Regions from separate parts of the Homo sapiens genome. Here region 2 is linked to region 1. A link is a loop called in an ENCODE intact Hi-C map of the cell type or tissue named here. Cell type or tissue: Calu3. All regions are shown on one strand.

The links. Peaks named below come from ENCODE experiments on the same cell type or tissue, not always from the same donor. Only the 100,000 strongest peaks of a DNase experiment are listed, where the experiment ranks them.
Region 2: a loop joins it to region 1, with 10 times the contacts of the local background. A loop is called at or near these places in 32 of 110 quality-filtered maps.

Annotation. Positions count from the first base shown.
Region 1 is chr14:36,066,000-36,073,999 of GRCh38, forward strand. LINC00609 (long intergenic non-protein coding RNA 609) reads left to right here and starts at 4,428. Exons shown (of 3, transcript NR_073454.1): 1 at 4,428-4,686. It overlaps LOC105370452 (a long non-coding RNA gene), which reads right to left and starts at 1,730. Exons shown (of 3, transcript XR_943752.3): 1 at 989-1,730. In Calu3, CTCF peaks have their summits at 3,690 (motif pointing left) and 4,645 (motif pointing right); DNase peaks (open chromatin) are centred at 2,962, 3,672 and 4,622.
Region 2 is chr14:35,874,959-35,882,958 of GRCh38, forward strand. It overlaps the pseudogene EWSR1P2. Among named protein-coding and RNA genes, the nearest start is that of BRMS1L, 53 kb to the left of the region's middle. In Calu3, CTCF peaks have their summits at 4,861 (motif pointing right) and 5,063; a DNase peak (open chromatin) is centred at 3,733.

The DNA.
Region 1 (8,000 bases):
CTTGTGAATGGGATTAACGATCTTATACAATAGGCCCAAGGGAGCTCATTCATCCCTTCCACCACGTGAGGATGTGGTGAGAATGTGCTATCTATGAACCAGGAAGCAGACCCTCAGCAGACACTGAATCTACCAGTCCCTTGACCTTGGACATCCTAACCTCCAGAACTGTGAGAAATTCCTGTTGTTATAAGCCAGCCCTTTTATAGTATTTTGTGATAGCAGCCTGAATGGACTAAAACAATGTCTAAGACATTTGGCTGATTTAATTGTTGACTGAAAGAACTTTTTTCAAGGATATGGTACATAATTATATGAATGTCCTTTATTGCCAGCAATACTGACTGTACAACTTATGAAGTATAATAGCATGATGATTAAGAGCTTGGTTTCTGGAATCTGACTATAACATTTCTTCTACTTGCTATCTTTGGAATCTGAGACACATTCCTTAACCTCTTTGGGTCTTAGTTTCCTCATCTGTAAATAATAATAATAAGGGTTACTACCCATAGTGTTGTTATGAGTTTTAGATGAGTTACTATTGGTAAAGCAGAGAACAGTGTCTGGCACATAAGAAGGGCTTGCTATTGCTATTTTAAGAAATAGTTAAGCCTATAGGGTCTTGACATCCAGGTTGGCTATGGTTTGTGGGTTCAGGAAACCTGAAGATTCTATTCACACCTGGCCTAGGATCTCTGTGAAAAGTTTTGAGTTATGACTCCAGAGCTGGCTCTGGAAAGTTTCCCATTGGTCAGATGAGTACATGTGAGAAATGGAATTGAGTACGAATATAGCCATTTGCAAAAATTTTGGCCTGAGGCTAAGATGAGTTACATTGATTGACTCAGAAGTCGTGGCAATAGTCTAGCCCTATGTACTAGAAGTTCTGTTATTTCAGCAAGAAATAGTTAAAGAAAATTCATCAGAGGATCCTAAGGCTCAATGAAATTCTGAATTCAAAATCTCTTTCAGAAAAGTCACTTACCGTTACAGTAGGTTCCAGTTAGTTGAAGTGTAGTCAACCCGAGCTTTGGTTAAATAATCATGTGGTTCTGAACCACGTGGAGCAAATGGTAATGGAGAATGTGGTCACTCATCTCCAAAGCTGGCCCACAGGGAAGTCTCCTTTCCAGCACTCACACTTGTTTGGTCTTCTCCCCATGAATCCAGGATGGTCCTCCAACTTGCTTTTGCCCCCACAGAGTGCAGGGGATGCAATGCTCTGTGGCTTCTGAGGCTAGGTCATAAGAAGGCTCACAGATTTTGCCTTTCTTCCTGGAAGGCTCTGGGGGAGGCTAGTCATGAGGCAAAAAGTCCAACTCTCTGGAAACAGCCATGCTGTGAGGAAGTGGTGTACCAAGGCTGGGGGCAGTGGGAATGGTCCACTTAAAAGTACAGAGATTAAAGGGATGCATTGTCTATAAAGAATTTAAAAAGTTTACTAAAACCAACTAAAAGTTGGTCTTCCTTTTCTTATCAGCATGCACAAGCAATTCTAAACAAGGCTCAGCGATAACATATCCCTTCCCATGAGTGGATCACTCCCACTGCCTCTTTCACACACCCTGCCTCCTGCAAGCCAATGCTGTGAAGCCCAACCTAGCCATGTGGCAAGGGAGATGTCTGCCCAGTCTCCAGCTGCTCCAGCCATCCCAGCTCAGGCACCAGTCACTTGAGGGAAGAAGCCATCTTGGATGTCCAGCCTAGTCTGGCTTTGAGAAGACTCTAGCTCCTGCTGCCATCTTACTGCAGTTTCATGAAGGATCAAATGTCATAGCCATCCAGCCGAGCCTTGGCAAACTACAGACTGTATAAGGAGTTTTTTTAGGGCACTCTGTTACGCAGCAATTGATAAACAAAAAAGAGAAGAGGCATGCAAGAAGAAGAGAGCCTCTTCTCTCTTAAAATAGCAACAAGTGTCCTTGGCTGTGTGGGGTCTCTAGAGATCAGCTAATCTTGATGTTGACAGAGGCCAAAAGTACTTGATTTCACTACCGGATGGAAATTATATCTGTGTAGATGTTGCTAAGCAACAAGAGATCAGAAACCTATAAGGAGTGACCATATAATGCAAAGCATTGAGTCAGCCAACTGAGTTCCTCCTGCACTTATTTTTTAGAACCTGCTTATAAAAGAAGCAATGTCCACAATGTGTGGGGGGAGGAAAGTCTCCTGGGACCTTAAGAGGAAAGCGTACACTTCATCATAATTTGCCTGCAATGATCAGCAAACGAAAAAGTCAATACACAACCTGAAAAATGGTCATTGTTTGTGATTTAAAAGAAGAGTAAGCTTTAGGAATAAATACTAACATCACTGGGAACTCTGTCTCATCCTCACATCCTTTGAAAAGGCATTTGTAAGTGTTAAAATCCTTTCCCCTTGAAATACCACAAAGCTGCAAATATTTATTAAAACATCCAAATCAGTAATGTCTTTCTGAGATTTACAAGGATATTATTAGGTGGTCAGTGAACTTGAGGGTTTTTTTGCAAGTCAGTGGGACCTAAAAACTTTTCCTTTGGCTGGTCAGAGAAGCAGGCTGAGAAAGGGGGACTCTTACTGAGGGTTTTGTGAATAGCCTAGTAGCAGGTGCACACGAAAACACTAATGGTCAGAATAAAGTCTACACCCCTTAACTGTTCCTCACCAGCAATCATTTTCATTATTTCTGCTCAGTGACCTTTCATTCCCTCCATTTTTCTCTGATAATTAGATTTCTTAAATTAAAAAAGGTAGGGGGAGAAATGATAAGCTCAATAGAAGACAAACAGGAATTGAATGGATGTATGCATTTATTTTTAATATGTTTTAGCAAAACCTGTATGTACCTGCCCCCCCCCCGCAACACATACACATCATTGGGCTTTAGAATCCTTGCTGAGATGTGGGTTTGAGGGAGATAACCACGTGTGGTGAGTTGCAGAGCCTGCCCTCCGCCTGCCACCGTTGCTGTGGGGAGCGCACTCTCTGTCGAGCGCTGCTGTAGCAGACCCACCAAATCCCATGTAAGTGGTCAGAGCACAAATGAGGTTGTCGGTGGGTAGTCCTACCCTATTCATGAGCTCTTTCAGAACAATTTTCATTACTTTTTTTAAATACTGTTTTTGGCAAACACTTGATACTTGAAATAAAAAATGCATGAGTCACCTACTGGGATAGGCACAGTGTGTGGTTCATTGAATTTAGCTAAATTGTGAGTCATCCATCAATAGTCCTCTTGGTGAACATACTTGTAATAATTTCACACATTACAAACAAAAATAGGTATGATTTTCAAGATTCTTGAAGCTGTTTCCCTTGGGGATTCTTTGGATTGTGTTTAGAGTTTTTTGTGTTGCTAGGTGGTGAGAAACTTGTCAGCTTTGTTTTCAGATGGATCCAAGGCTTGTGTCTCTGTCACGTGATAAAAGAACTTTGGTTTGGGAGGCTCAGGGGCAGAGTATGAAGCTGAGCGTCATGAAGTGGGGGGAAACAGGAATTAGCGATTAATATTTGTCCTTGTCAGATCATTGACTTTTAAGATTGATTTTGGCATCTGAAAAATGTTTGGCTCCACTCTCAGGACAGAGTCAGAGCAGTAAGAATATGCACCTGTGTCCCCCACCCCCTTTTTTCTGATAGGAGAGAGCTGAGCAGGGTGGTTATGTGTCTGTGCACTACTGCCCTCTGTTGGATGGCACTAGAATTTCTCTGTATCCACACCCCAGCTGAATGAGCGCTCCTGGTTGGCTGGCAGGTGACCCAGGCAAATATGTCATTATTGGACTAAGACCAATTAAAAAAAAATAGTTGGCCTGTATAAACTAAGAGAGACCTCTCTCTGGTGGAGAAATAAGAGTGTAGACTTTCTGACCTGTAGGGTTCTTCTATTCTGGTGGCTGCCGGGCAAGAGGCTGGCATCTGCTGCTGAATGACAGGACAGACTTTGTGATTAAACTGCTAGATCTTTGGCTTTTCAGGAAGTGAAAATAATCACAAGATAAAGTATCCTTACTTGCATTTTTCCCCTTTCATAAGTGCAATAGGGCATAAAAGGGCTTTGGCTTTTGGCTACAATCAGAGGTGAAAGTTTTTATATGGATATAAGAAGAGAAGTTAAAGCTCTTTGCAAACTATGGCTAAAGTGCCATGTCAGTAAGACGTATACAGTGACCCAGGACACTGGCTGGGAAGTTTTCTTTGTTTTGGCAGATTCCTCTGCCCTCCTTCACCTTCTCCAAGGTAGCGAGAGTAAGTGTCCAGGCATGAGCCTTGGGGATACTGTCCTGCCACTACTGGCTGAGTAACTTGGGAAAGTTGTCTGACTCTTGGGCCACATTTTTTCTTTTGTGTAAAATGAGGCATTTGAAATAGATGCTATCTCAGAGTCGCTTCATTTCTGAGATGCAATAAATTATCTTTTCTTCCTAGATGATAATGTAAGCACAAAGAACAAAACTATTTAAAGACCACACACATACCCTCTCAAACAAATCACCTCCCTTTGGGAAAGCAACATGTTCACTGTGATAATTCAGCATCAGGACCTGAGGTGGTGGGAACAGCTTTGGCTGGTTTGCTGCTCTCCAAGGAGCTCCTGTGCCGGCCGCATTGGACAAGCATCTCTGCCCTGCGGCGCAGAGTCTCCAGGACCAGCAGATGGCGGACTTGCACAGTCCACACATTTTCCAGGTTCTCAAGGTAAATGGTACTGATTAACATCCAGAAATAACACCCACTGATGTTTGAACAAATTGCAGCGTTTTCCAGGCCACTAAAACCATGGCACTTTGTGAGCTGGAACATTTGCTAATATTTAAAATGGTTAGAAAGATTGTTAATCTATAATACTTTCGAGTGTTAACAGCCTCTTTCACCCACGCATCAGAAACCCTTAATAAATTGGCCTTCTTTTTTTTCAGGTGGGGAAATTAGGGCAGAGGGTCAATTGGCTAAGATCACAGCAGAACTAGTCCAAATAATTCAGACTATACACCTTGGTGATCTTTTAGAATTGTCGTTCCTCTTGCCCTTCCTTTCTTTAATGCCCACTTCTCTTGGTTGTGGAGGGGAATGTGTGTGTTGACTGGGGATATGGAAGAGGAATTGACGTCTTCTGCACTTTGGGGCATTGCCACCTGCCATGGTCATCAAAGCTCCTGATCGCCACAACCTGTATTCAGAATACCTGTGATAATAAGAACTGGCATTTATTGATTACTTACTTTGAGCCAGGCATTGTTCTAAGCATTTCTCACACACTAATCATTTAATCCTTCCAGCAGCCCATAAAGGAGGCAGAGAGAGTAAGTAACTTACCTAGAATAACAGATCTTTGTATTTTTCTAGGCTCTAAAAGCAGCAATGACTTCAATCTATTTTTTAGTGGTAATCACTCTTTCACCCCAGATATTTTCCAGCTAACAGATCATTGACTGATTTTTAATATTTAAATTGAGAAATTTATTGGAGCTTTGGTGATAATCATGTAAGTAAGCCCTGGTTATAGTAGCTTGTAATGCTATTATTAGTGTTCAAGATTTCCTTTCACAACCTTGTGCTTAGAAGGAATGATTCACTAGAAATGGAAATAAGATGTAAATGAAATGGGGAAGCTTGGCAATTTAATCACTCAAGTAATACATATTTTCAAAGTGCTCACTTAATCCACTAGTCACAAGGCGGCATTAGAGATGTGTTGGGGGGTTTCACTCCAACAACATTTATTTATTTCAAAAACATACATAGTGGTTACTGCATACCAGGCACAAATATTAGTTCACTTAATTCTCCTCACAACTATGATGAGCCCCTTTTACAGATGAGGAAACCAAGGTTCAGAGAGGTAAGAAACATAGCTAGTAAGTGGCAGATCAAGATTTAAACCAGCCCCTAGCTTCTGATCCATGCTCATAACTACGAGGCTGTGCTACCCCTATCAATAGAAATCAGGTATGCTGGCGGGACGTACAGTAATTTAACCAGAGTCAAAGACAGAAACAAACAGTTATAGTGTTGATTTCCTCCTAACAACAATCCTTATATAGCAAATAATTTCTTTCTTTCCCTCTCTCTCTCTCTTTTTATTTTTTGAGACAGCGTCTCACTCCATCACCTAGGCTAGAGTGCAGTGGCACGATCTTGGCTCACTTCAGCCTCCACCTCCTGGGTTCAAGCGATTCTCATGCCTCAGCCTCCTGAGTAGCTGGGACCACAGGTGCATGCCACCATGCCTGGCTAATTTTTGTATTTTTAGTAGAGACGGGGTTTCGCTATGTTGGCCAGGCTGGTCTTGAACTCCTGGCCTCAAGTGATCCACCTGCCTTGGCCTCCCAAAGTGCTGGGATTACAGGTGTGAGCCACTGTGCCTGGCCATTATATAGCAAATAATTTCTAAAATAAAAAGTGAGACTAAAAATAGCTAAGTTAGCTACTGGCCTTGATAAAGGAGAATAGGAATTATAAAGAACAGGAAACTGTAGGGAGACCTACAGATGTTTTGTTTGTTTGTTTTTGAGACAGAGTCTCACTCTGTCTCCCAGGCTGGAGTGCAGTGGCATGATCTCAGCTCACTGCAACATCTGCCTCCCAGATTCAAGTGATTCTCATGTCTCAACCTCTGAGTAGCTGAGACTATAGGCGTGTGTCACCATACCCGGCTAATTTTTGTATTTTTAGTAGAGATGGGTTTTCATCATGTTGGCCAGGCTGGTCTCAAACTCCTGGCCTCAAGTTTTCTGCCTGCCTCAGCCTCCCAAAGTGCTGGGATTACAGGGGTGAACCACTGCACCTGGCCTGTTTTTTAAAATGGGTAGTGATGTTTGTGATACTTAGAACAATAATTAGTTCATCATTTTTACTGAAGACTAAGCAAAAGGAAGTTGTGTGATATCACAGTTGTGTGTGAGTGAACATCTGTTGTTTTTCTCCTTCCCCTTTCTGTGATGATGTCGTCCTTCACGGCATGTTTCCTAGGAGAAAAACCTTCTCCATTTATAAGGTGCATGGAATCCGCTGGGGATCTTGTTGAACTCTGGATTCTGATTTGGTGGGTCTGGGATGCAGCTCCAGATTCTGCATTTCTAACCAGCTACTAATGCTGCTGGTGTGCGGCCTGCTGGGAGTGGCAGGACTCCTTACCTTCCTCATCCTGCTTGGGTGTGGGGTTGCCAGAGACAGTACCTTCCACATCACATTCCTTCTACCTTCTGCATAGGAGTGGTTGTCATGTGATCCAGATTTGACTAGATATGATTCTTATCTGGAATTTGGTTCTCCTGCTCCCAACTCATATACCTAGGAGAAGCCTGGCTTCAGGAGGAGGCAAGGAAGCCAATTCACTGAGAGCTGCAGAAAGAGGAAAGGAGAAGGGGGAGAGAGAACAAGGATGACTGGATGATGTGCTTTGAGTTCTGGAGGCCAGCTCTATCCAGGAACACAAGCCAATAAAGTCCCTTTATGCTTAAGCTAATTTGTATAGTTTCTGTTACTTGCAATTAAAAGGGTTCTGCCTAATACGGAAGTAATTTAGATTTGATATAAAGGAGAATTCTTTACTGTAACAGGAGGGCGCTTTGCAACTCTTGCTAAAGACCATTGGGAACAGAACAGATACTGAGGTTATTTTAGGGAGACTTGCAAGAATAATATTAAAATATTTAATAATTAGCATGGCATGGATGCTGACCAGTCAAAACAGACACCAGCCACAGTGACATTCTGGGAACGCCAGCCTTGGTCACCTGGATGCCATTTGTAGTAGGTACAGGATCTACAGTATTTTTGTGTTGTGAGTTATATGCCTGCATTCTTTAGGCATATAATTTTGCTAAGGAGGCTTTCATTAATGCTTTAAAAGATACAATGTTCTCTTACCTTTTTTTAAAATAAGTTATAAACTTCCATTTTCCCCCAATATTTTTACACAGGGTTAATTCATTGTGATGTCAGGTGATCATCTTCATTTTTTTAGAATAATCTTCAGAATGTTCTCCTATAAAATTAATTTTAATATC
Region 2 (8,000 bases), 190 kb before region 1:
GTGGTATTTTGTTATGTCAGGCCTAGCAAACTAATAGATGCCCCAAAGTGACAATTCTGGAAACATTAGACTGGTCAATTTACAGCGGATTAAAGTGTACACCAAGTGTCAGTTTAATAATTTACATTGGGATTACATTGGGATTATTTACTGGGATTCCAGGCGTGAGCCACTGCACTTGGCCCAAAATTTATAGGCTGGATGTTCTAAAACTGTTATGTTGCTACTCTTTCTGAAAAATATATCTGTTTAGTGGTAGAAGGCTAAAATTTCTTTGCTGTTTAACTTGAAGCTAATTTGTTCTCTTTCAAGACACATTTTATTAAAGGAAAGTGAAGAGAAGAAGTTATGTAGTAACAGTCTTTAGAGTCTATTTTTTTTCTTCCTTTTCTGTTTTCCCATTTTTTAATACAGGTTTGAGGTGGTGACCTTGCCAGAAGACTGTTGCATTCTCTTGAGAGAATTATCATAATTCTAGTTCAGAAGCAGGCCACGTGGTCACATTTTATCTCTGCTAGTAAAGGTTACAGAATGATGTTAAACTGCTGAGAAAACCAGACCCTTAAGCAGAGGCTAAATGACATCGGCTGTTAGAGGGATGTTGAAATAAGTATCATATTTCATTTATTATTGAAAGATTTTGAAAATGGCATTGTTAATAGCAGAGATAGTAAAGTGCTTGAACTTGTTTGAAGTTAAATGCATGATTTCAGTGTATTATGTTTAGGTACACCTATGGTTAATTGCACTTATTAAGGAAGACTTTTTTTTTTAAGACTTGAGCTACTGTTTAGATGATTCATTGACTAGTAGTTTTTGATTTGAACCTTACACTCCATGGTGTTAACTTATATTTTATAAATGTATTCATATATGTACATATAATAACAGATTATCCACTACACAAGGGCCAACTTGCTTTGGGTCTTTCCTGCACACATTTGAGCTATACTGTCTCTCAGGCCTAAATGCTCTATTGGGCATCTTGGGTTTCTCATAGAGAGGGGAGCCCAAGGGTGTGCACTCGCCCTTACCTTCCTTTAGAGCTTTTCTTTCCCTCCTCCCCTGTGCACCTGCCCAAGGAAATTCTCAGTACAGGTCATGGCTCATGCCCACTCTGTGCAAGGCTGCCAAGGGGTGAGACTCAAGAAGGTGAGGCTGCTGCCTGCCTGGTGCCTTCTGTGACCTCTCCTGGGTCTCTGGATTTGCTCTTTTTGTACCTCTATTCTGAAGATTTTAAAAGATTCTGTAAGATTCTATGTTTTATATTGGTTGTTTTTCTGCCGGGTAAGTAGAAAAGGGTACAGCAGGCCTATTATTTACACTAAAGGAACACTACATGTATTCTCCTATACCTCTGATATGGTTTGGCTGTATCCCCACCCAAATCTCATCTTGAATTAATTTTCTTGTGTCGTGGGAGGAATCTGGTGGGAAGTGATTGAATTATGGGGGAGGGTGTTTACTATGCTATTCTTGTGATAGTGAATGAGTCTTACGAGATCTGATGGTTTTAAAAACGAGAGTTCCCCTGCACAAGCTCTCTCTTTTTGCCTGCCGCCATCCACGTAAGATGTGACTTGCTCCTCTTTGCCTTCAGCCATGATTGTGAGGCCTCCCCAGCCATGTGGAACTGTAAGTCCTTAAACCCCTTTTTCCTGTATAAATTACCCAGTCTTGGGTATGTCTTTACCAGCAGCATGAAAATGAACTAATGTAATTTCTCTTTTTATTTCTTTTTAAACATATGTTGTTGGTTTTTTTTTTTCTTTTCCCCCCCATCACTGAATATTTCTAGTGCATGTTGATGATCTTTCCATAGAAGTTCCCAGAGATCTACTTTGTTCTTGTTAATGACCACATGGTATTTATTTTTATGGAATAACCACATAGAATTCTATGGTGTGGAATGCCAGCACAATACTAATGAACATTGAGGTTGCTGTTTTCCTTCCGTCTTTCCTCCCTCCTTCCCTTTCTTCCTTCTTATTAAACAAGGCTGCAGTGAACACTCTTATACATATATCTTTGATGCTAGGAAAGAGTATATTTGTAGCATAAATTTCCAGTAGAATTGCTGGGTCAAAAAATGGTAGGGAAAATTTGTATTTTATTAGATATTGCCAAACTTCCCTGCAAACAAATTGTACCAATTTGTGCTCCTACTAACAGCATATGATGATGCCTATTTCTCCTAATCATCAGAAACACTGGGTTAGTTAATTTCTAGGTCATTATTGAAGATCATTCTTCTACCTTCTCTTTGTTTTTCTCTGGGCTGCATGTTAGGCCATCATTCTACTCCTTTTAGAAGATTTCATTCACTCATTGGCTTCAGCTACCATTTAGGTCCTAACAAATTCTAAATTTAAGCCTCTACCCTTACCCGAGTTATATATTCAAGTTGCCCATTGGGCATTTCCATCTGTTACTCTTAACACATTTACAACTTAATATAAAGAAAACCAAATATTATCTCCTGTGCACATTCCTCTCCCAGTCTGGAATGTACTCTATTTGTGCTTCCACCCTTGATACACACAATGACTCACATAAATTCAGACCTTGGAGAGGTTGTGGCAGGTAGCTAAACTCATGAATTTTGGAGCCAGATTAGCTGGATGTGAACTCTACCATTTATCGGCTGTATGACCTTGGGTAACTTCTTTTTTTTTTCTTTTTCTTTTTTTGAGACAGAGTTTCGCTCTTGTTGCCCAGGCTGGAGTTCAATGGTGTGATCTCGGCTCACTGCAACCTCCACCTCCTGGGTTCAAGTGATTCTCCTGCCTCAGCCCCCCAAGTAGCTAGGATTACAGGTGCGCACCACCACGCCTGGCTAATTTTTGTATTTTTAGTAGAAACAGGGTTTCACCATGTTGTCCGGGCTGGTCTCGAACTCCTGACTTCTGGTGATCCACCTGCCTCGGCCTCCCAAGGTGCTGGAATTACAGGCATGAGCCACTGCACCCCGTCAACCTTGGGTAACTTTTTAACCTTTTTGTGCCTCAATTTCCCCATCTGAAAATGGAAATAATACTTCATAGGGTTGTGGTGAGGACTTAATGAATATATGTCAAGTGTGTAGAACAGGGCATGTTACATGATAAATCCTATGTAAGGGCTGTTGATGAATTTGACTTCTCCTCACATCTGTGGAATTAGCTAGTCCTGTAGATTCTAACTCTGAAACATTTCTAACTGAAAGCATTCTCTTTTCTCTATTCCCACTGGTGCTGCCCTAGTTCAAGCCTCTGGTATATTTTACTGAAATAATTGTGATGGCCTAACTGGGTCTCTCTCTTTTTATTTTATTTTAATTTTTCTCTTTATAGCAAATATTACATTTCTAGAACCCAGAACTGATTTTTTTTTCCTCCCAGCTTTAAATCTTTTTTTCAAATCTTTTGCTTACCCAGAACTTCAATTCTACTTTTTCCAGGAAATGCTTCTTCCCTGATCTGACTGTGTGGTTCTAATGAGAACACCTCTTTCTCTAATACTGCACAATTCTTGGTCCTAGTTGAGTGCACTAGGTGAACGTGTAACTCAGCCTGCCCCAATTAAAACCCTTCTCTTGGATCTCTTAAACTATAACTGCAGGAAAAAGTATCAGTCTCCCTCTTATGTTGGAACTGGGACAATAAAGTTTGGAAATTATAGGCAATGACATTTCCTGCCCTGTGGAGACAGCTGAGGAGATGAGAGGTGGATGGGGAGTTTCTTGGCATTTAGCCTCGTGCTATGAGCTGACTCATAGTCCATCTGCACTCCGGTCTTCCTTGTGTTATGTGGGTCTTCTAATAAATTCCCCTTTTTCCAAACGATTTTGAGCTGGATTTCACACCCTTGCAACATTTATGATGCATCCTTAGAGCTTCATATTCTGTTGATATCCACTTTGAAAATCATCACAAACTTTTATAATTTCAGCACAAAGTCAAGGAATTAAAAAAAAAAGGTATTCATGGAATTACAAATATATGCATGAGAAAGAGAAAAGCAGTCCCTGACAACTAGGAACTGCGTGATAGGCCTTGGTGTTCTGTTGAACATAAACAATCTCACGGAACACCAACATCACGGCCACTCTGTGACCGTGAGGAAGTGGGGTCAACGCCCACCCCAACAACATCTTGTCTAAATATAGACAAAAACAAAGTCAGTCTGCAAACCACAAAAAATGTGGAACATTCCCCTATTCTGGCTAATGTGAATGACTTCTGCTTCTTTACCAATTATAGCATTAGCCTCACTTCATTCCACCTGCTTTATAAGTAAAACTCATTAAGATACTAAATTATGGGATTGCCCCCACTTCCTGACAGCATTTTATCCAGAGCAAAGCCCACTTCCTCAAACCCTACCAAAAATCTCCCAATAAAAGCCCAAATCCTATAAGTCCCTTTTAACACCTTCTTACTCAGACATCCACAGTTCCCTATGGTGTGGTTTCTCCCTCCCTGAAATGAGCAAGAAACCCAACTTGTGCAACTGCCGGTGTGTTCCTGGTGGCCTTTGGCTGGAAGGCATTGACACGTGGAACATTTAAAACAGTTTGCTGTAATAGTTTTTTTTTTTTAACTAGATTTAGACAATGATACAAAGTACATTCTGGACACAGATCTGGGAACTTCTAGTATATAATTATAATGGCTGATAAAAAACAGACTTTAATTTTCAATTACACATTATTGAAAGAATCACAAAAGACAAAAAGACAAGGCGAAAGGCATTTCCTGAATGCATTTTGTACTGCAATCTAAATTAGATAGTAGTACTTTGCTTCTAAAGCCAGAAAATAATATTAATATTTCTACTATATTAACCAGGGACTATCATCTGGAAATGTAAAAGCTACAGTCCCAGTGCATTTTCATTAAAACCTGAAGGTGGCAGTAAATTCCTACAAGACTTAGGTGCCTAGGTTAGAATTTGTATTTTTCCTCCTAATTATTCAAAATGGTATAGTGAGACTTCAGTTGTATTTAATCCTGTTGCATACTAATTAAGAGATGTTTAGGAAGAAGATAAAGCTCTACACAAGGATTATATTATTATTACTCTTTATTAGCTGAAAAAAATTCACCATGTAAAGGGCTTAGGGACATTGCAACTGGTTATATGCTTTAGAGTTACTGTAGAAACAAAGTATGTAATTAAACAAAAGGGAACATGAGAGCTTGTAATACAGATCAAAGTGCTCTGAAGGGATGTGGCAGTAAATATAATCATCCATCAGTATCCTCAGGGGATTGGTTCCAGGATCCCTGCAAATACCAAAATCTACAGATGCTCAAGTCCCTTATATAATATGGTTATTTGCATATAACCTATGCACATCATCCTTTAATTCATCTCTAGATTACTTGTAATTCTCAATATGATGTTGTGTAAATACTTGTTATACTGTATTGTTTAGGAAATAATGACAAGAAAAAAAGGACTGTACATGTTCAGTACAGATGAAACTATTCTTTTTTTCTGAATATTTTCCATCTGTGGTTGGTTGAACCTAGCTGATGTGAAACCTACAGATATGGAGGACTAACTGCATAGTTTATATTTATCTATTAAATAATAACCATGTTGTAGATTTTTGCCCCACATTTCTCCCAATTTTGTCCTCAAAATTCTTAAAATAGAATTTTGTATGGTTGTGTTTTTACCTAATTATCTACTATAATCAATATAATCTCTGGAATATTATTAATCAGGGAAGGCTTAACTGATAATTTAATATAGACAATTTACAAATAGCAAGTTAATATTCATACTGGAAAATGAGTTACTTTGTTGATCTTTTATATAAAGATCTAGAACTAGATTGTTTCATAGTTTCTTTTCTTAGAGAGTAAACATTATCATTGGTCCACTGAATTATATCCAAAGTTATAGTAATGTTTTAATGACCTCAATATATAGGCATGAGATTATTAGAACTTTGAAAATTGGGAAGAATAGGATTTCTGTAATCTTTTTAGATAAAAGTTAAATGGGAGCGAGAAGGAGACGGATGTTGAGAGAACGAGGAGGAAGGAGAGAAAATGGCGTCAACGGATTACAGTATCTATAGCCAAGCTGCAGTGCAGCAGGGCTACAGTGCTTACGCTGCCCAGCCTGCTCAAGGATATGCACAGACCACCCAGGCATATGGGCAACAAAGCTATGGAACCTATGGACAGCCCACTGATGTCAGCTATACCCAGGCTCAGACCACTGCAACCTATGGGCTATGCAACTTCTTATGGACAGCCTCCCACTGGTTATGCTACTCCAACTGCCCCCCAGGCATACAGCCAGCCTGTCCAGGGGTGTGGCACTGGTGCTTATGATACCACCACTGCTACAGTCACCACCACCCAGGCCTCCAAGCTGCTCAGTCTGCATATGGCACTCAGCCTGCTTACCCAGCCTATGGGCAGCAGCCAGCAGCCACTGCACCTACAAGACCATAGGATGGTAACAAGCCCATTGAGACTAGTCAACCTCAATCTAGCACAGGGGTTACCAACCAGCCTGGCCTAAGATATGGACAGAGTAACTACAGTTATCCCCAGGTACCTGGGAGCTACCCCATGCAGCCAGTCACTGCACCTCCGTCCTACCCTCCTACCAGCTATGATCAGAGCAGTTACTCTCAGCAGAACACCTGTGGGAAACCGAGCAGTTATGGACAGCAGAGTAGCTATGGTCAACAAAGCAGCTATAGAAAGCACCCTCCCACTAGTTACCTACCCCAAACTGGATCCTGCAGCCAGGCTTCTACACTGGAGGAGACTTCTGCATCAAGTTTTGAACGACTGATGAGTAAGTGCTCACCAGGTGAGGAGGAGCTCAGGGAACAGTTGGTATAAAGGCTTAGAGGTATGTGGGAGTTGGGATGAGTTTGGGGAGCAGCAAATTACCTGGGGTGCAGGGAGGAAATGGTGAGAGATGAGAGTAAAATAAAAGTTGCTAGAATTGTGAAGGGGCTGTCTTCGTTGTAGATAGTGAACTAGGTGAATTTGGATTATTGTACATGTGTTGCTGAATATTCTTGGTGATAGTTTTCTCCCCTTGTTGATGTTGAAGCTGATAGTGATTGAAAAGATTTAGTTTGTTAAACTTAGTTAATAACTTTTTAAATTTAAAAAAAATTTTTTCAGAACAATTCGAACTTTTTTTTTTTTTTTTTTAAAGGAACAGGATCTCACTCTGTTGCCCAGGCTGGAGTGCAGTGGCATGATCATAGCTCGGTTGCAGCCTCTAACTCCTGGGCTTAAGCAAGTCTCCTGCCTTTGCCTCCTGAGTAGCTAGGACCACAGACAGGTGCCACCACACGTGGCTAATTAAAAAAAAAATAGTAGAGATGGAGTCTGGCTGTGTTGCCTAGGCTAGTCTCAAACTCCTGGGCTCAGGCGATCCTCCTGCCTCTACCTCTCCCTCCCAACGTGCTTGCTGGGATTACAGGGGTGAGCCACTGGCCAGGCAGACTTTTTTTTTTTTTTTAAATAATAGAAATGGGGTCACACTATGTTTGCCAGGCTGGTCTTGAACTCTTGGGCTCGAGTGATCCTCCAGCTTCAGCCTCTCAAAGTGCTGAAATTGTGGGTGTGATCCACTGCACCTGGCCGCAGAACATTTTTGATAAGTGTTTTATATCACATGTTTTGCACTTATACAGTGGTGAATGAATTGAACTCATATGTTCCTGGGGATTCTTGCAAAAAATTCTTTTAAAGTTATACTTGCTCACAAAATGTTAATTTTATAAATGTAGCACACTCTACTACTAATAACTTTTATTTTATTATTCTATTATTTTTTATTTTTTAAGTAAAACAGCTCAGTGACCAATGTCACTGGTGTGTCTATAGTGTTTGAACAACAATATAGAAGGTGGCACTTCTATGTACTTTTCCTATCATAAGAAAATTTCAATCTGAAATACACTGCACTGTAGTTGTATGCTTGTGTTTGTGTGTATGAGTATGAGTATGTGTGTCTATAGATGTGTTGTA